Regions from separate parts of the Homo sapiens genome. Here regions 1, 2, 4, 5 and 6 are each linked to region 3. A link is a contact called in ENCODE Hi-C or POLR2A ChIA-PET data. All regions are on one chromosome and are shown on one strand. Each heading gives the region's core, a stretch centred on a gene start or an enhancer-like site at or near the end of the contact. The rest is flanking DNA. Distances are from core to core; before and after follow the strand shown.

Evidence for each region. Hi-C counts contacts between places; a loop is a spot of excess contacts on that map. ChIA-PET counts read pairs that join two places held with the same protein, here RNA polymerase II (POLR2A). Pooled maps may share reads with other maps.
Region 1: a loop to region 3 is called in a pooled map, with 4 times the contacts of the local background. The contact joins the enhancer-like site here to the promoter of RCOR1 in region 3. A Hi-C loop is called at or near these places in 2 of 37 single-sample maps with no recorded cell type and 7 of 50 pooled maps.
Region 2: a map of CD8-positive, alpha-beta T cell shows a loop between it and region 3 (11-fold over the local background). The contact joins the promoter of BAG5 here to the promoter of RCOR1 in region 3. A Hi-C loop is called at or near these places in 2 of 168 maps with a recorded cell type or tissue (CD8-positive, alpha-beta T cell and sciatic nerve) and 8 of 50 pooled maps.
Region 4: a loop to region 3 is called in a map of ascending aorta, with 7 times the contacts of the local background. The contact joins the promoter of PPP2R5C here to the promoter of RCOR1 in region 3. A Hi-C loop is called at or near these places in 4 of 168 maps with a recorded cell type or tissue (CD8-positive, alpha-beta T cell, ascending aorta, dorsolateral prefrontal cortex and 1 more) and 18 of 50 pooled maps.
Region 5: a pooled map shows a loop between it and region 3 (7-fold over the local background). The contact joins the enhancer-like site here to the promoter of RCOR1 in region 3. A Hi-C loop is called at or near these places in 3 of 37 single-sample maps with no recorded cell type and 3 of 50 pooled maps. POLR2A ChIA-PET finds 5 or more read pairs at or near these places in 1 of 52 experiments (Caco-2).
Region 6: a loop to region 3 is called in a map of CD4-positive, alpha-beta memory T cell, with 31 times the contacts of the local background. The contact joins the enhancer-like site here to the promoter of RCOR1 in region 3. A Hi-C loop is called at or near these places in 1 of 168 maps with a recorded cell type or tissue (CD4-positive, alpha-beta memory T cell), 1 of 37 single-sample maps with no recorded cell type and 13 of 50 pooled maps. POLR2A ChIA-PET finds 5 or more read pairs at or near these places in 2 of 52 experiments (CD4-positive, alpha-beta T cell and activated CD8-positive, alpha-beta memory T cell).

The regions. Positions count from the first base shown.
Region 1 is chr14:101,838,100-101,841,196 of GRCh38, forward strand. The region is part of intron 3 of PPP2R5C (protein phosphatase 2 regulatory subunit B'gamma); the gene reads left to right. Among named protein-coding and RNA genes, the nearest start is that of PPP2R5C, 78 kb to the left of the region's middle. RefSeq lists enhancers at 954-1,003, 1,254-1,453. Within about 2 kb of position 1,297, at least 7 of the 41 ENCODE cell types and tissues checked have a DNase peak (open chromatin) inside an H3K27ac peak, as active enhancers do.
Region 2 is chr14:103,561,192-103,564,113 of GRCh38, forward strand. BAG5 (BAG cochaperone 5) reads right to left here and starts at 1,466. Exons shown (of 2, transcript NM_001015048.3): 1 at 1,425-1,466; 2 at 1. It overlaps COA8 (cytochrome c oxidase assembly factor 8), which reads left to right and starts at 1,769. Exons shown (of 5, transcript NM_001370595.2): 1 at 1,769-1,933. The coding sequence starts at 1,811. RefSeq lists enhancers at 71-584, 684-733 and a silencer at 1,074-1,723.
Region 3 is chr14:102,591,000-102,593,898 of GRCh38, forward strand. It overlaps RCOR1 (REST corepressor 1), which reads left to right and starts at 1,650. Exons shown (of 12, transcript NM_015156.4): 1 at 1,650-2,188; 2 at 2,267-2,326. The coding sequence starts at 1,888. RefSeq lists an enhancer at 253-1,068 and silencers at 647-1,956, 2,017-2,626.
Region 4 is chr14:101,760,215-101,763,176 of GRCh38, forward strand. It overlaps PPP2R5C (protein phosphatase 2 regulatory subunit B'gamma), which reads left to right and starts at 1,495. Exons shown (of 16, transcript NM_001352913.2): 1 at 1,495-1,706; 2 at 2,691-2,756. The coding sequence starts at 1,680. RefSeq lists silencers at 341-450, 521-670, 731-780, 1,241-1,400, 1,411-1,650 and 2 more.
Region 5 is chr14:101,875,411-101,878,406 of GRCh38, forward strand. All of the region lies in intron 4 of PPP2R5C (protein phosphatase 2 regulatory subunit B'gamma), which reads left to right. Among named protein-coding and RNA genes, the nearest start is that of DYNC1H1, 88 kb to the right of the region's middle. RefSeq lists a silencer at 621-690 and an enhancer at 1,011-1,080. Within about 2 kb of position 1,326, at least 18 of the 41 ENCODE cell types and tissues checked have a DNase peak (open chromatin) inside an H3K27ac peak, as active enhancers do.
Region 6 is chr14:101,946,704-101,949,689 of GRCh38, forward strand. No RefSeq gene overlaps it. Among named protein-coding and RNA genes, the nearest start is that of DYNC1H1, 16 kb to the right of the region's middle. RefSeq lists enhancers at 897-1,558, 1,263-1,382, 1,683-1,872. Within about 2 kb of position 1,453, at least 33 of the 41 ENCODE cell types and tissues checked have a DNase peak (open chromatin) inside an H3K27ac peak, as active enhancers do; they include CD4-positive, alpha-beta T cell, where a contact is called at or near this core.

The DNA.
Region 1 (3,097 bases), core at 47-2,546, 750 kb before region 3:
ACCAAAGTAAGTTGAAGAATTACTGTGTTCTTTAAAGACAAAAGCAGAAATGAATCAACTAAGAAAAAGAGAGAATGAAACCAAAGAACAGGTTTTGGAAGGGGGCAGACAGCGATGAAGCGGGGAGAGTAAAGACAAGTAGACCTGGAGCCGGTGTGGTGGAAAAAGGAGAGAAATCATAGCGTGTAAGAAGTAGTAATCGTCGAAGGAAGGTGAATGCAAGCGTCTTGTGAATCTGAAAATGGCATTTTGTAAAATTCACTTTCCATTCCTGATTTGTAGTTTGTTTGCTTATTTGTTAACTTTCTTAAATAATTTCAAAAGCATGGAAAAGTTGCAAGAATGATATAAAGAATTTAATCAAAATTTCACCCATTTGTCAATATTTTGCCACATTTGCTGCACATTTCTCTCATATGCTCTATATGTTGTAACGAGCAGGCGGTCTTCCCAGCCCCTCCTTTACCTTCAGGGCCCTGGCCTCACTTCTTGTCCCCCTCGCCCCAGGAGGCTGTGAAAAGCAAAGCACTGTGCCTCCCAGGCACATGATCTTCTCAGAAAGGAGGAGCCCCAGGGAAGGAGGAGGCAGCCCCTGGCACACAGCCTATCCTTTGAGGGTTGTGTTGTCCTTTCTTCTTGGTTGTATAAATCTTCACTATTTTGGCTGGGCATGGTGGCTCATGCCTGTAATCCCAGCACTCTGGGAGGCCAAGGCAGGCGGATTGCTTGATGTCAGGAGTTTGAGACCAGCCTGGCCAACATGGTGAAACCCCGTCTCTACTAAAAATACAAAAATTAGCTGGGTGTGGTGGTGGGCGCCTGTTATCCCAGCTACTCAGGAGGCTGAGGCAGGAGAATCACTTGAACCTGGGAGGCAGAGGTTGCAGTGAGCCGAGATTGCACCACTGAACTCCAGCCTGGGCGACAGAGCAAGACTCTGTCTCAAATTAGAAAAGAAAAAAAAAAAAAAAGCCGGGTGCGGTGGCTCATGCCTGTAATCCCAGCACTTGGGAGGCTGAGGCAGGTGGATCATCTGAGGTCAGAAGTTCGAGACCAGCCTAGCCAACATGGTGAAATCCCATTTCTGCTAAAAATACAAAATTAGCCGGGAGTGGTGGCACATGCCTGTAATCCCAGCTGCTCAGGAGGCTGAGGCAGGAGAATCACTTGAACCCGGGAGGCGGACGTTGCAGTAAGCCAAGATCGCACCACTGCACTCCAACCTAGGCAACGGAGCAAGACTCTGTCTCCAAAAAAAAAAAAGAACACTCATTTCCAGAGTCAAGTTACGTGACCACAGGTGGCACAGGGCCTGTGAGAACAGCCTGCGACGACTTCCTGCCAGTCCTCTTCTTCCCCATCTGTGCCCCTACTCCACAGGCACCTGTGGACACCCTGACCTGAGCTGGTGAGGCTTCACCAGTGCACGCCTGGCTGCTTCCCTGCCTGCCCTCCGGCCCTGTGATCCCATGTCCTGGAAAGTGTAAACTCTTTACAAAATTCCCTGTCGTTTTAGTGAGGTTTCAGAAGAGAGTAGACTCAGATAAATGTATTCCATCCTCCATCTGTAATCATAAAGTAAAACATTATTTGTGATGTAATGCTTTTAAAGAACACCATGAGAACCCTGACTTGATTTATTGAATCGTAGCACACATGTCCAGTGAAATTTCAAACAGTTGACAATGGCATTACCTATTTGTTGGCATGTGAGACATGCTGGACACGGGGGTGTGGGTAGAGAACAGAGGAGCCCATGAAGCCTGGCTCTCAGTGGTGCGCTCGTCCGCACACACTCGGAGATGCCAGCAGTGTTCTCTCTGGGTTGGCCTTTCCTGTGTTGTTTGGATTTTTTTTTTTCTATTTTACAGTGAGCATGTATTATTTTTCTGAAAAGAAAATTCTTCAAAAATAAGTTATACATGTTTACATATCACATTAGCCATTGAATACTAAGTTGTTTCATGTAAAGACCAGTGGTCACTATACACAGAGCGAAAGATTTCATTTATAGGTTTTTATATGGTCCTTCTTGTAGTGCCCACCTTGTACCTTATTTTCCTGGATTAAAAAACATACATATCACATTATTCTTTTCTCTGTTCCTGTTTAGAGACCCTGTTGTATTTTCATTTTTTCCCCCTCTCTGGGATTTGCTGCTGGCACTCAAGTTCCTGAAAGAAGCATTCTCTCATAGTCTCAAAAGAGTCAGAAAGAACCTCATTTTTCAGGTGTAGAAACTGAGGCCCAAAAAGGTCAAGCAGCTGGTCACGGCTAGTTAATAGCAGCCAGCGTCTCTTGCCTTTTTCGTCCGCTTGCTGCTTTCTGGTTTTTATCTTCTTACCCATGTGAGCTTCCAGCACCACCTGCTCCCCCCACCACCAAAAAAAAAAAAAAAAAAAAAAAAAAAGCTCCACTCCACCGGTCTTTTATAACCTATCAAACTTTAAGGATATTTTTCCATTCAAATCTAGTTATGCCACAGATTGATAATACTAAGATGTTTGTGAACTCACCAAACAGATTGGCCCCCCCATGACCTAGTGGGTACATCTGTAGTAATTGGATTTGGGGTTCATTCAGCCTCTTTCAACCAACATTTAAGTAGTTCCTATTGCACTGCCCTGTTACAAGATCAAGAACAGCAAAGCACTATTGCTGTGCTGTTTATCAGGGCATATGCATAATTGTGTTATGCAGAACCAGACATTGTCAAATTGAGATTCCGCCTTTCATTTGGTACAAATTTAGTTGCTGAGTGCAGTGCATTAGAGGCCTGCTTGGACATGCCTGGAGAGGATGAAAATGTTGCTTCCGTTGGTTGCTTCCATTAGTTGCTTCTGTTACCATCAGGAGAGTAACAAGATTGAGTTATAGATGCTGGTAAGTCACTTGATACATCATTAACAAAAAACAAAAACAACATTTATTGAGGACATGCTATATTTCAGGGATTTTTCTAAGCACTGTACATCTCTTAATTCACATCAACCCCAGTAAAGACAATATTCCCATTTTCCAGTTGAGAAAACTGAGGCCCAAAGAGATCGTTTTCTGCCCAGGGTCACTAAGGTAGTCAGAGGTGGAGTTGGGACTC
Region 2 (2,922 bases), core at 216-2,715, 970 kb after region 3:
ACTAAAAGACGACAAGAATGATAACTTACTACAGCACAAGGCTTCTGCAGAACACTAATGGTATATTAAGTCATTCTAAAATTCTCATTTTAAAAAGGTATACTTCTGAGCAGTCATCCCACCTCAGCCTCCCCAGTAGCTGGGTCTACAGTCGTACACCACTACGCCCAGCTAATGTTATTTTTAGTAGAGACAGGTCTCACTATATTGCCCAGGCTGGTCTCAGACGATCCGCCCGCCTCCGCCTCCCAAAGTGCTGGGATTAAGGTGTGAGTCACCGTACGCGACACAAACTATTTGGAACCAGCAGGGCACCTTTATGAAAGGTGAAACAGTAGCTCTTGTAACCTTCCGAACACTAACAGTACCCCGCCCCGCCACACAGCTATGCCTAGTTTCCAGAAACTCTAAGCAAAAGAAAGAACCAGAACAAAAACCAGTGGCTCTCAGACATCCCCAAGGTCCCCGCTTCTTCGTTTCTCTCCATCCCTTTGTGCACTTCCCCTCCCCACCCTTTTAGCTCCTCACACATCTTCCCTCACAGAAGTCTCCCTGAAGAGATTAAAACCCCACAGGTAAAGAAGAGCGACCGGGACAGCGCTGAAGGGCACCACCTTGGGCTTTCGAGGCCCAACACCTCCTCAGCCCCCAACATGCTCCACTCTCTCAAAAAAAAACAACCCGCGAAAACGTGGTAACTATGAATAATTCATTCACTCGCCTCCCACTGGGAGTCCACAATGGCCTAATGCACGTTTCAAGCTCTTGGTTTCTATCAAACGGCTCGCTCAAGGTGGGTAACCAATGGAAACGCATAATCTATCCCCGGCGGATGTCCTGGAGGCCACGGAGGGAAGGCGGCCCGAGCTGCTTCCTCCCCGCCTCGCCCTTCCCTCTTGGCCCTTTACCCAAAAGAAGTCTGAATTGGATGCGGTCTTGGCGTCCCGTGGCTGAGGTGGCGAGGTGGAAGATCAGCCCTTTACGGGGTGCGGCACCGGAGCTGGGCCCCCAGCTGCATGCCTCGCACCCCTCCCGACTAGGTCTGAGCGGGGCAGCCGGTGAAGGGGCCGCTACTGGCTGCAGCAGCCGCTCCGGGCGTCTTGGCCCGGGTGCCAGGGCGCGCCTGCAGGACGTGACCTCACAATGGGCGCGCGAGGGGAGCTCGGCCCGGCCGGGGGAAGCCGGGGGAGGAGGGGAACCGAGGCCCGGCCGGAGACACCAGAGACCAGGCCCGGCCAGCCCCGGTCGCTTCCGACCCCAGGGGCGGGGACAGCGCCGAGACCGACTCTGCCCTGCCTGATCCGACAGGCCGCACGGGGCTGGGCGCTGGCGAAGGGGTGGCCCAGCGGGGAGCCCCGCGCGGAGGTGGTGCCCCACTCGTCCCCCCGAGAGAGGGAAAAGGCTACAAGCCGCGCTTCGCTCACCTGTCCCGCCCGCGCCATCGCGCGATGCGTCGCCGACGCTTCCACGACTTCCGCAGCTCCGGCAGTCGCCCGGGCCCGGCAGCCCCGCCCCTGGCCGAACACCCCTAAACCCGGGGACACCTCCTCCGGCGTCCGCGCCTAGCCGCCGGCAGCGCCACGCCCACCGCCAGCGGCGCAGCGAGGCAGCCTGGAGTGACCGCGACCAAGGAGCGGCCGCCCGGGTCAGCCCGCGCCGCCCGCCGCCCCCTCACCCCGTCGCACCGCTGGGAAAGCGCACGGTCGGCCGCGCCGCCGCGCTTCCTCGGGCTTCGCGACCCTGCCGTAAAGCGGCCCCTCGCGCCGTCGCAATGCTGCCGTGCGCCGCGGGAGCCAGGGGGCGTGGGGCCATGGTGGTCTTGCGGGCGGGGAAGAAGACCTTTCTCCCCCCTCTCTGCCGCGCCTTCGCCTGCCGCGGCTGTCAACTCGCTCCGGAGCGCGGCGCCGAGCGCAGGGATACGGCGCCCAGCGGGGTAAGCAGGGGCCTGGGGACATTGGGCCGGGAGGGGTGACCGGAAGGGAAGACAAACCCGGGCCTCGGGGCCACTCCCTGTTCTGCACAGCCGCCTCAGGCCTTTGTCCAGGTGCTCTCGCGTCCTATCCCGAACAGTCCCGCAGCCCCGAGGCTCCCGCATCAACGCCCTCAGTCGGATGGGACTGAGGGTGCCGCCGCCACCACGCCGGGGACTGTTGACAGCCAGAACCTTTAAGCGTAACAGAGTCACCTGGCAAGTTTGTACCTACCTTATTTGTTCCCGAGAATGATTATTTTTTATTTTTAAAGAGCTCTTGGCTTACCGTGCGTTTTTTTTCGTTGTGTGTGTGTGTGTTTTGGCTTTGTTACAATTATTAGTGCTTTTCTTCAAGCGGCGAGCACTTTATCATCGTACTTTTGTAGCACTTCACGTTGAATAGTTGTTATTTGCAAACTATGTGTGGGTATATGCATGTTACTGGCCAAAGATCCGCAAAGAATGTCTGTAGCAAGAATGTCTGTGGCAAGCAATTTTTATAAGTGGTACTTTTGGGAGGGATGTTTTGTTTAAGGGAGGCCTAGGCCTTGATTCCGTCTGTCAGATGAAAATGTTGACTAACGGTGTGGAATGGGCTGGAGATAAAATATTCAAGCAAAGCATGCAAATACCAAACAGGCTAATGAAGGAGGCTGGAAAACTTGGTTTAAACAATAATTAAAGAAGTATTAAAAAAGTGTTAATTAAAAATTGGACGGGCTCCGTGGCTCACGCTTGTAATCCCAGCACTTTGGGAGGCCGAGGCAAGCGGATCACGAAATCAAGAGGTGAGACCATCCTGCCCAACATGGTGAAACGTCTCTGCTAAAAATACAGAAATTAGCTGGGCATAGTGGCGCGCGCCTGTAGACCCAGCTACTCGGGAGGATGAGGCAGGAAAATCGCTTGAACCCGGGAGACGGAGGTTGCTGTGAGTCGAGATCGCGCCA
Region 3 (2,899 bases), core at 400-2,899:
ATGCCACCCCGGTTCTGTACCCTGCCCAGGCCAGCTGACAGGGTGTATTGGGGCACACACCTGCAGCATCCAGGGCACTCCAAGGAGAGGGACGTACTTTTGAGGAGAGTCTAAAAGTCTAAGTCCCCCACCTGAACTTGGTGGGGGAAGGGCTTCTATACCAGGAGGGCTCCCAGCCCTGTTTCTTAAAGGCCATTTAGGCAGAAGTGAACGTGGTCTCTTCAATAAAGTTAATAATGGTTCATGCTGCAGAAAATGTTCAAGACAAAACCCTGCTTATTTACTCAGGCTTTAAAACCATAAAACTCCCAAATTCTCCCTGTAGCTATTTATATCCAGAGCTAGTCCCCAAATTAAGCTCAGGTTTGAAGTAACTTAAAAGAAAAATAGCCTTCCCTGCTTTAAAAAGATTTTCCGTATAGACCTCCACTGGTCTAATTACGAAGGGCGCGTAGTTTCAGGGTTGGCTGGGGGTAGGGCACCGGGACCTCCAAGGCAGTTACACTCCTCAGCCTCCTAACAGCTGTACGGCTGCCCGGTGGTCCCTCTCCAAGGCAGCGGCTCTCAGGCTAGCCTCAGCCTACCCCACCCGCCCGCACCCCGTGTTCTCCCTCGTGGGGGTGCCGGGGGGAGTAGGGAGGCGGGGCGGGCGGCAGGTCCGGAAAAGTGGCTGCCCTCGCCCCGAAAGAAGTTGACCCTCCTCCCGTGCCGAGAGCTTGGGATGAAAATAGCTTCTTCCTCTTTACCCTTCCTGGACCCCCGCCCCAGGACGACTGGGCCCCTTCATTCATCTTTCAGCGGCCACCCAGGCGGCTTGGGCGTCCCCACGCCGGGACTCTGTGCCCCGGGGACCCACGGGGACCCTCCCTTGGGCCTCTGAAGCCGCGGCGCACCCCGCACCCAAGCCACCCCGGGGGCCCCGGCCTCCCCCACCCAATTAGCGGGCAGCACCGCAGACCCGAGTCCCCACGCAGCTCGCGCCAGGGGAGGCGGCCGCCTGGGAAGCCCGTCCCCCGCGCCGCGGCCCCCGCCCCCGCCAGCCCCGCGTCCCCTGGGAAAGGCGGGGGCGCAGCGAGTTTCCCCCAATTAGTTTCCTCTTTGTATGGAGTCTTAGCGCGCCCGTACTCCTCCGCGCAGCGGAAAGTAGTCCCGGCCGGGCGCTCCGCGGCTTCCCAGCGCCAGACACATTTTACTTTGAGAAGTCGACGGGACTCTCAGCGGGGTCCTTCAGATGGGGGGCCAGAGGCTGCGGGAGGCGTGCGCGGGCAGCAAGGGCAGGGGCCGCGGCCAAGGGTAGGGGGCGGGGAGGGCCGCGAACTCCTCGCCGCTGCCTGGAGAGATGGATCATGGGGCGTAGGGAGATGGCAAACCTCAAACCACGTACGGCGGGCGATACGCGTCAACCGAACCTCGCCAACGGAAGCCCGGAGCCGCCCCTCCCCGCTCCCCCGCCCCGCCGCCCCGGACGGACGGGCGCGCGGAGCCAACCCCGCTGCCGCTGGCTGTCCAAATCCCACCAGAGCCAATGGGAGCGCGAGGGGGGGCGGAGCCATCTCGCGTCAGTTGGGCTGCGCGCCCCCCTCCCCCGGCGCCCCTGCAGGCCCCGCCCCTGCCTCCTCCCCTCTCCGCTCGCTGCTCCCGGAGTAGTTGGTGCCAGTGAAGTGAGGGCGGCGATGAGAGCGAAAGTTGCGCTCGGCTCGTCGCTGGGGGCTTGAAGCGGCTCCGCGCTCTGCCCGTTTGGGCCTCCCCCGACTCGGACTCGCGCCCGTGGGCTCCCGCCGCGCCCGCCCGGCCCCGCGCCGGCCCCGCGCCCCCTCCCCCGTCTCGGCGCCCCCTCCTCAGGAGCCGCGGGTCCCCGCCACTTTCGCACGGCCCCGGCCCCCGCCGATGCCGGCCATGGTGGAGAAGGGCCCCGAGGTCTCAGGGAAGCGGAGAGGGAGGAACAACGCGGCCGCCTCCGCCTCCGCCGCCGCCGCCTCCGCCGCCGCCTCGGCCGCCTGCGCCTCGCCAGCCGCCACTGCCGCCTCGGGCGCCGCCGCCTCCTCAGCCTCGGCCGCCGCCGCCTCAGCCGCCGCCGCCCCCAATAATGGCCAGAATAAAAGTTTGGCGGCGGCGGCGCCCAATGGCAACAGCAGCAGCAACTCCTGGGAGGAAGGCAGCTCGGGCTCGTCCAGCGACGAGGAGCACGGTAGGTGGCAGCCGCCCCCGCGGCCCCGGGCCCCGCGCCCCGCGCCGCGCTGACCGCCGTATTCTGCTTCCCCCGCAGGTGGCGGTGGCATGAGGGTCGGACCCCAGTACCAGGCGGTGGTGCCCGACTTCGACCCCGGTGAGTAGCGGCCCCGGCCGGCCGGCGGCGGGGATGAGCGGGAGCCCCGGGTCCCCGGCGAGCCCGAGGGGGCGGGAGCCCGCCGACAACTTTCTTTTTGTGCGTTCGCCCTGCCGTCCGTGGGGAGAACAGCAGGGCGAGGACGAGGAGGCGCACACGCACACGAGTGTTCTGCAAACGTGCCTCTGCACCCGGGGGAGGCCAGGTCGCCCCCAGCAGGGCCGGCGCCGCTGCCCCCTTGCGCCTCCGAGGACTGCGGGTGGCGTCGGAGGTGGCCACACCTGGCCTGGGGGCGCTGGGGGTCCCTGCGTCCAGGTGAGCTGCGCCTCGGCCAGGGGTAAGGGTGGCAGTGCCGGAGAGTTAGTGTCCTGCGAGCGCCCCGGACTTAGGAGGTCCCCAGAGACCCCTTTCTCGGAACCCTTCCCAAAGGCTGCTCCCCACGCCTTTGCTCCTCCTCTCAGCCTCTGGGCTCTTGCTGGCTCCTGACTGCCCTCCCATCCAGAAGGCGAGTAGAAGAACGACCCCCCAAAACCAGTCAATAAAAGAAGTGTGTTTTCCAGAGGGCGCCTGCCT
Region 4 (2,962 bases), core at 245-2,744, 830 kb before region 3:
GTCCTTAGCGTCTTCAATAGTTTTGGGCACGAGGTGGACCGCGGAAGTATTGTATTGAAAAGTTAACGTTTTTCCCTTGGACACCCTCTCCTCACAGCTATTAACAAGCTGAGAGAAATCAGGTGACTCCCAGTCATGCAGAGGTTTCCTCACCATTTATGATCAAGCCAAATTAAAGAATAAAAATAAAATCCTATTGGCGCAGCGGCCACCAAGTCTTTGAGGCCTCGCCTCGGTGGGCGGGGCCGACGCCGGAGGAGAGGGGCTGCGCATGTGGGCGTGACCTCGCGGAAGGAGCTGCGGAGGGCGGGGCCGACTGGAGAGGGGCGGGGCTGTCGGGTGGGTGGGACCTCGCGGCAAAAGCTGCGGAGGGCGGGACCAACCAGGAAAGGACGGGACTGTCGGGTAGGCGGGACCTTGCGGGAGAAACTGCGGAGGGCGGGACCAACCAGGGAGGGGCGGGCTGTCGGATGGGCGGGACCTCGCGGGAGGAGCTGCGGAAAGCTGAGCTGGTGAGGGGAGGGGCTGGTCGAGGGGAGGGGCTGGTCGAGGGGAGGGGCTGGCCGAGGGAAGGGGCCGGCCGAGGGGAGGGGCCGGTCGAGGGGAGGGGCCGGTCAAGGGGAGGGCCCGGCCAAGGGGAGGGGCCGGTCGAGGGGAGGGGCCGGTCGAGGAGAGGGGTTGGTCGAGGGGAAGGGCTGGCCGAGGGGAGGGGCTGGCCGAGGGAAGAGGAGGGGAGGGGACGGGCTGGTCGAGGGGAGGGGAGGGGAGGGCAGGGGACGGGCTGGTCGAGAGAAGGGGAGGGCAGGGGACGGGGTGGTCGAGGGGAGGGGACGGAGGGGAGGGGAGTGGAGGGAGAGGAGGGAAGGGGAGGGGAGGGAAGGGAGGGGAGGCGGGGCCCAGCGGTGTCCCGCGAAACTGCCGCTCGCTCGGTTCCCGGGCCTCCCCGTGCGCCTCAGTGCAAAGCGTGCCAGGCACTCTTGACTGCAACGAGAGCCGCGGCGGTGAGGGGGCAAGGCCAAGAGGCCACGGTTCGCGTTTCGCCGGCTGCAGAAGTTGTTGCCATACATTTCAAATGTGCATTTCCTACGTCTCACGCTCTGTCTTGCGCCTCCACAGCGGGCCACGGCCCTGTCACCGCAGTCGCAGCCACATGCTCCCTCCCCTGAGTCGGCTCAGCTCTGCTCAGCGGTCAGCCCCGCGCCAGGAGGCCGCGGCCTGCCTGAGGCCGGCTCGCAGCGACTCGGGACGGAGGGCGGGGGCGTGAACGGGTCGCGCGGAGAGGGTGGGGGGAGCGGGGAGCGTTAGGGTACGTGGGGGCGCGTCGACCAATGGCAGGGCGCTGTTGAGTGCAGCGGGGCGGGGCCGGGCGCGGGGGTGGGGCGAGCGGCGGGCGGGGCGGGGCGGCCGGCCGGGGGGTGGGAGGAGAGGGGCGGGGCGGGCCGGCCGGGGGAGGGGCGGAGAGACGCCGCCGCTGCCGCCGCCGCCGCCGCCGCCGCCGCCGTGGCTGCCGCAGCCTCTGGGAGTCTGGAAAAGGGGAAGCGAGAGCAAGCGAAAGACTCAGTCCCCGGGCGGCGGCGGCGGCGGCGGCCGCGGGGGCGCGACGGCCGGGGCGGGGGCGCTGCTGCTGCGGGGGCAGGCGGCGGCAGGGGCGGCGGCGGCGGCGGCGGCCCGCTCCAGCCATGCCGAATAAAAACAAGAAGGAGAAAGTGAGTCCGGGCCCGGCCGCGGGACGGAGGGAGCAGGGAGGGACTGCCGGGGGAGGGCGCGACGGCACCGGGGTCCTGCGCCCGGGCCCCGGCTCAGTTCCCCGCCTGACGCCGCGGGCTTCGCGTCCCCGAGGGCGGCCGAGCCAGGCATCCCCGGGCTTCTCTCGGCCTCATGCCCGGTGGGGGCGGGGAGCCCGGGGATCGCGCCGGAGCCGCGGGGCGCAGGCCCGGGCCGCTGGGACCTTCGTGATGGGCCGGGGCTGGGCGTGGAGGGAGGGCGCGGCCCGGGGAGGGGGTCGGAGGGGCGCCCGTTTCCGACAGCGCGCCGTGGGCTTGGGCGGGCAGGTGCGGCCGCCGAGGGGGTTCGCAGCCTCGCAGGCTCCCGGAAAGGAGCTTCAGGGATGGGGGCTGTAGACGCCTGGGGAGGGACCCCTGTACGGGGGAAAGGGAGCGAGAAGGGACCCCGCTGAGAGCTGGTAAGGAATTCTCTGCCGCCCCGGAGGGACGCTCTGGGGCTCTCGAACACTATTATTATCCTGGGTGGCGGCGGCGGTGAGGGCTGCGAGCAAGGGTGCTGCGTTTGCATTCGGGGGGGCGGGTATGTTTCTGCTTCAGGTGGAGCTCTGTAGCGTTTCATTATCACCCCAGAAATCCTCACTCATAGGGTTTAGGGTGGGAGGGTAGAAAGGGATGTGATGTGGATCTCAAAATGCCAGAAGCACTGTATAAAATTGGATTTATCTGTTTTCTGCTTGAAGTTTTCAACCTCAAATGCAGATAAAACGAAAAGAATCTGAATGGGGGTTGGGGGGCATTGCACTGTTGGAATCCTAAACGGTATGATATAGAATTTCCTAATGGTATGAATTAAAAATATCAGAAGCTGTAGTTGTATAAATCACTTTTAAAACTGCATTTGGCTTATCTGATGTTTACCTGTCTAAAAAGTGAGAAGACTAATTGACTTTGCTTGATGTTTACCAGGAATCACCAAAAGCAGGGAAGAGTGGAAAAAGTTCAAAAGAAGGACAAGACACAGTAGAATCAGAGGTAACTGTCATCAAATATTGACTTTGTATTTTATACACAGCTTTTAACTTCAGGTAGAAAAACCGAGAGTGATAAAGCCTAGAATCTTCTAAAATGTTTCCCTATGTGAGGTTTTTTTTTTGTGGTGTCTTTTATAACCCTCAATTTTAGTTGTTTAGGTATTTACTGTTTTGCTTTGGAAAACTATTAATGATTTTATGAAAATT
Region 5 (2,996 bases), core at 76-2,575, 720 kb before region 3:
ATTAGGACTGTAATTATTTTGCAGCTGAGACGTAAAGGTTTAATGAGACATTTTTCACAGTTTCCAGGTAATTAATTGGTGTTGCAGTTAATAAGGTGACTGATGCGTGCTTTTCCCAGGATCCATTTACTCTCAGCAAGTGTTTGAGGACCTCCTAGGTGCCAGGCACAGTGGTAGGTGCTGGGATTGCTGTGCATTTATGTTCTCTAGATGATAGCTGAGTTCTGGTGCCATGAAAGCAGATTCAAACTCACTTTACAAATGGGGAAAGGGGTAGTATCTCCCTTTAAGACTGCTACTACGATTTTTACTATTCTACCTAAATTTTAGGTTAAGTTCATTGAGTTCATCAAAAATTCAGTTTAAGATTGTGTCTGCTTTATACATTGCTCTGCGAAGTTCCATCTTTGTAATATGATCTCATTCCACATCAAAGGTTCCTCCGTTTTTTCGGGCATTCTTCAGTGCCTTTTATTAGAGTTTTCTGCTTTCTCCATCAAGGCCTTGTAACTAGGTCAGTAATTCCCAGGCACTTTGTAGTTTTTGTGTCTGGGTAGCTGGAGTCTTCGTCTCTGTTTCTTTTTTGTATTTGCTTAATTGTTAGTGGAAAGGTGGTTGCTGTTGGTTTCATATTTTTGATATTTGCATGTGGTAGTCTAGTTGTGATGGTCTGTCTGTTGCTTCTGTTTTCCAGCTATATCATTTGCAAACAAATGACAATTTTGTACTTAAATATATATATATTGCGAAGGGGCTTAACACTTTCTGCCCTTCCCAGAAATGTATCTCTTAGCAATATGACTCGTAGAACCTAACAGTTCCATCACAGGAGGAAGTGTTCTGCAGTAACTGTAATTTGGCCTTTGATGGATTCATCTGTTATAAATCCTGTTGACATGAATAAAACAGAGAATAAATAACAGAATAACCCTTGTGGTTTTGAACAGAGAACTGTAAATAATCAAACCTTTCTTTCCTGTTGCCTCTAAAGTTAGACTGTCAGCGGTTTTTTTTTTTAATGTATCCCTTCATGTCTTAAAATTTTTATATGTTACACTGCTGCAGTTATGTTACGGCATAAATATTCACTCATTGGTAATGAATGATAACACATACAGAAAGGCTGCATGATATTGCTGAATTGTAAGAATTTTCCGTAAAGTTGCTTCTTGGGCCATTCTAGTTTACATCTAATTTAATAAATTTAGCAATTTGGAGAACATCTGCAGGACTGATGTAAGTACTGAAAGTGGAAGTGTCAGGGAGGCAGCAGAAGCAGGTGCTTCCTGATATTAACCAGAGACGGTCCTGGCACAGATGGGGCCGTGTGAATCACATGCAGACATACGTATGCACTCACGTGCGTGCCATTATTTTCATGTGGAGGTCAAACAGTCAGAAACGTTTGGGAAGTGCTGTGTAATGCTAACTGTTCGTGCATAATGTTTTCCCATTTAGTAAGTGCTGTTGCATGTGTTTTCTGTGATTCTCACCACAGCCCAATGCAAAAAATAAAAAAAGGATTTACGCTTTTTTTTTTTTTTTTTTTTTTTTTTGAGATGGAGTCTCACTCTATTGCCCAGGCTGGAGTGCAGTGGTGCAATCTCGGTTCACTGCAACTTCCACCTCCCAGATTCAAGTGATTCTCCTGCCTCAGCCTCCCGAGTAGCTGGGATTACAGGCACCCACCACCACACCCAGCTAAGTTTTGTATTTTTAGTGGAGATGGGGTTTCACCATGTTGGCTAGGCTGCTCTTGAACTCTTGACCTCAAGTGATCCACCCGCCTCGGCCTCCCAAAGTGCTGGGATTACAGGCATGAGTCACCGCGCCTGGCCTTTACCCTTTCCAATGGAGGAGAAAATTGAGGCTCAGGCAGGCTGTTTGGTCTGAGGTCCTTCTTCTAGGTGGGAAGAGGGTGTAGAGAGACTGTTTCCATGAGGCTGTGCTGCCTTTGTTGGGCAGCGTGATTCTGCGTCTGTGCCTCTGGGTGTGCGCTGGATCCGTAGGTCTCATTTGAGAGATCACAGTGACCCTGTGTGCTGCCCAGAAGACCCGGGACTCCTTAGACCTCAGAGCTTCTTTGGTGTTCACTGCATAACGTTGATGTCTTCTCTGTTTCCTCAGACCGGATCCATGCATCCAGGTAGCATGGCAGTGACATTTGCACACAGACATCAGCACCCCAGGTTTCTGTACCTGGGGCTCCTGCCCCTGATTCGCCCCTGCAGCTTTTGTGTTAAGAAATGTTGCTAGGTCAGAAACCCAAGAAGAATTTGAGGTGATAGACCGTTGGCCCTCTGTTCCTTCCCCCCGCCCCAGTATTACTTTTTACTTAACCTTTTCTAGAGATATGCACTAAATTAATGCAATGTAATGTGGTAAGAAAGGTGTGTAGAAGTTAGGAGTGCAAGTTTTTTTCCTTACACATGAGAAATGACTTTCAATCAATCAGAATTGGCCTGGAATGAACCTTCCCGGACCTAGGTCGGTCATCAGTCAAGGACGCTGTATCAGTCTGCTCAGGCTGCCGTAAGAAAATACCACAGGCTGGTGGCTTAAACCACAGAAATGTGTCTTCTCTCCATTCTAGAGGCTGGAAAGTCTAAACTCAAGGGTGTAGCAGGGTTTGTTCCCTGCTGAGGGCCTTTTCTGGCTTGCAGACGGCCACTGTGCCCTCCCATGGCCTTTGCTCCGAGCAAGTGCAGAGAAGGCGAGTGTGAGCCTTCTACCATCCCTCCTTACAAAGACACTAATCCTGGAGGGCCAAGGCCCCACTTATGACTTCATTCACCCTTCATTATTTTCTCTGAGGACCCATCTCCAAATCCAGCCACACCAGGGTTTAGGTCTTTAACATGAATGTGAGGAAGGGAGGCCACAAGCATTGAGTCCATGACAGACACTGAAAAGAGGACATTGTGTTCAGAGCAAGCCATCTGAGTCACCTTGCAGGCCCTCAGCTCAGCATCAAGGATTCAGTGAGTGTGCAGGTG
Region 6 (2,986 bases), core at 203-2,702, 640 kb before region 3:
GCAGCCTCTCCCCTATCTCCAACCTGTCTCCCCCGCTAGATCGTGAGCTCTGTGGGAACATTGCCCAGGCTTGTCTTGTTCACCAACGTGCTTCCAGTGCCTGGCACTGTGCTCAACCCCTCCACGCCCTCGCTCAAACTCAATCGATGTTTGATAGAAAGATGAAGAGAGATTTGTTCGGTCAGAGAGAACAGCATGATGACAGAAGGAAGGCGTACAATCAAAAGCTGTGTGCAGGGCCAGGAGCGGTGGCTCACGTACTCCCAGCACTTTGGAAGGCCTAGGCGGGAGGATCACTTGAGCTCAGGAATTCAAGACCACCCTGGGCAACATGGCGAAACCCCGTCTCTACAAAAAATACAAAAACTAGGCCGGGCGCAGTGGCTCGCGCCTGTAATCCCAGCACTTTTAGGAGGCCGAGGCAGTCAGGAGTTCGAGACCAGCCTGGCCAACATGGTGAAACCCCGTTTCTACTAAAAATACAAAAATTAGCCGGGTGTGGTGGCGAGCGCCTATAATCCCAGCTACTCGGGAGGCTGAGGCAGGAAAATCGCTTGAACCTGGGAGGCGGAGGTTGCAGTAAGCCGAGATGGCGCCACTGCACTCCAGCCTGGGCGACAGAGCAAGACTCCGTCTCAAGAAAAAAAAAAAAAGAAAAAAACCACTAGCCGGGCGTGGTGACGCAGGCCTGTAGTCCCAGCTGTTCGGGAGGCTGAGGCAGGAGGGTCGCTTGAGCCCGTGAGCCGAGATCGCGCCACTGCACTCCAGCCTGGGCGACAGAGCGAGACCCTGTCTCAAAAATTAAATAAATAAATAAATAAATAAATAAAGGTGTGTGCAGGTAACAGCAAGTAGTCTTAAAAGAGTAGACCGAGGTGTGTGCAGAGGGCAACAGTTGGGATATTTGCCTCTGTCTAATTAGCACCTTTGGACATTTGCGTCAGGCTCTGTGCTGACAAAGAGCGCACTGACGACCACAGTAGGGCCCTGCCAGTCCTGTGATGGCACCCAGCATTTAAGTGTGACAGAAGCCACCCACAACAAGCTACATACTGCATATAATTTAAGGGGGTCACGGCCCCGGAAGCCCAGCCATGGACCACGGTTTAAGTACCCCTAGTCCAGCTGGAACAATAAACATGAAATGAGTGCCTGGCTTGGAATGCAAGCCAGGCCGTGACAGAAATGAGGAAGGAGCCGATGGTTTCAGAGGCTGTCGCGAGGAGAGGGCCTTAGAGGCAGGCGGGGGACGACAGCGGACCTAAACTTCTGGGCCCAGGAGAAGTTCGTTCTTTCCTCCAGGATACCTGGAGCCGAGTGCAGGATCTCAGCGAGAAATGCCCCAATCTCAAGGGCGGCACCGAGAGGTGACGCAAGCGGCGCGCGAGGTTGCGTCAATGCAGGACCGCCCCGCCTCCGGCCTGTGCATTGTGGGACCTAAGGGCACCTGTCAGACGCCCAATCTCGCGAGTGAGCGAGATTCACGCGGAACGCAGAGGTGAGAACGGGGAAGGCCCTCCTCAGCAGGAGTCCCGCCCCCTGAAGGGCATGGGCCAATCACAATGCCTCTCCTTCCTGGCCGCTGGGATTGGTCCGAGGGTGCACATGACCGGACTGCGGGACATGTGACCGTGCCGATCTAGGTCGTGTGACCCGTCTGGTGTAGTCCTGGAACAAGGGTTTTGCTGCGGAGGGAAACGGCCAGAGACCTCGATCTAAGACCGGGGTTTGGAGACTGGCGGGCCTCGGAACAGCAGAGCTAGCGGACTTCCGGTCTGGCCCTCTGCTCACGGCCGAGGGCAAGGCGGGTTAGGTCACTTGCTGAGGAAAGAGCTCAATATGTCACGTGTTCCTCTCCCAATGACGTGGACCTCAGTTCCCTCTCCAGTGAAGTGGGCACAGTGTTGCCCGAAAAAGGGTGCTCTGGGGCTTGCCTGAGACGGGACGCGTGGAAATGCCCTGCCGAATATGAATGGGGCGATGGCCTCGCGGGACGGAGCAGCCCAGGAAAGCTGACCGTGGGCTGGGTTGTGGAGCGGAGCCCCAGGGCCTCGGCTGACTTAGCGGCCAGTCGTACATAGTGGGTATGCGGCGGGCCCGACGCCAGTCGTTGTGGACCACTGACTTGTAATCTTTACGACCTCAGTGAGGGTCAGAAGTGTCCGCGAGCCCTGTAGGCGAGGAGAGGCCTGGCTGAGGGCGCACAGCCTGGAAGGGGAGAAACTAGAGCTGGACTCTGCTTGACCCACAGACCCTCCGCCAGGTTGCCTTTGCGAGGCAAGAAGCGAAGGTTGGCGAGCCAGCTGGGAGTACCCACCCCCTCCATGCCTGGTGGAGTCACCCAAGCCCCAGCGACACCCCGGCCTGCCCAAGGTACTGGTGACCCTGGAGGCCGGGGCCCTGGCTTCTCAGTCAGGGTCTCCTCCCCATGGCGGCAGAGCTGTCTGGCGTTTTGAGCCCTTTACACCAGGGGCAAGAGGGCTGCAGGCCAGAGCCAGCAAAAGAGAAGAAGCAGAGGGAATGAGAAACCTAGAAGGTGGAACGGGAAGGAGGGAGTGAAATGGGCAAAGGCCTCCAAAAAAAACAACTTCCGCCTCCTAAGTTTAGTGCATTTAACTCTATAAATATCTATTGAACACCTACTGGATGCCAGGCACTTTTCTAGGCACTGGGCAGCTAGCATTAAACAGAAGGCAGAAACCCCTGCCTTCAACAAAATCTATGCTGTGTTGAATAAGTGATACAGGGAAAAGCTAAAGATGGGGAGAGAGGTGGGAAGGGTATAGAGGATGGGAAGAAATTTACAAAAGAGGCAGGGAGGGCTTTACTGAGAAGGTGACGATGAAGGAAGTGAAGGAAGGGCATTGCAGGCCAGGGGCTCATCGTGTGCAAGGGCCCTGGGGTGGAAGGGATCATGCAGTGGCGTGAGTGTGGGTTTGAGCAGCAGGTGATGGTCAGAGGTAATACGTGGCCACCAAAAGGACTC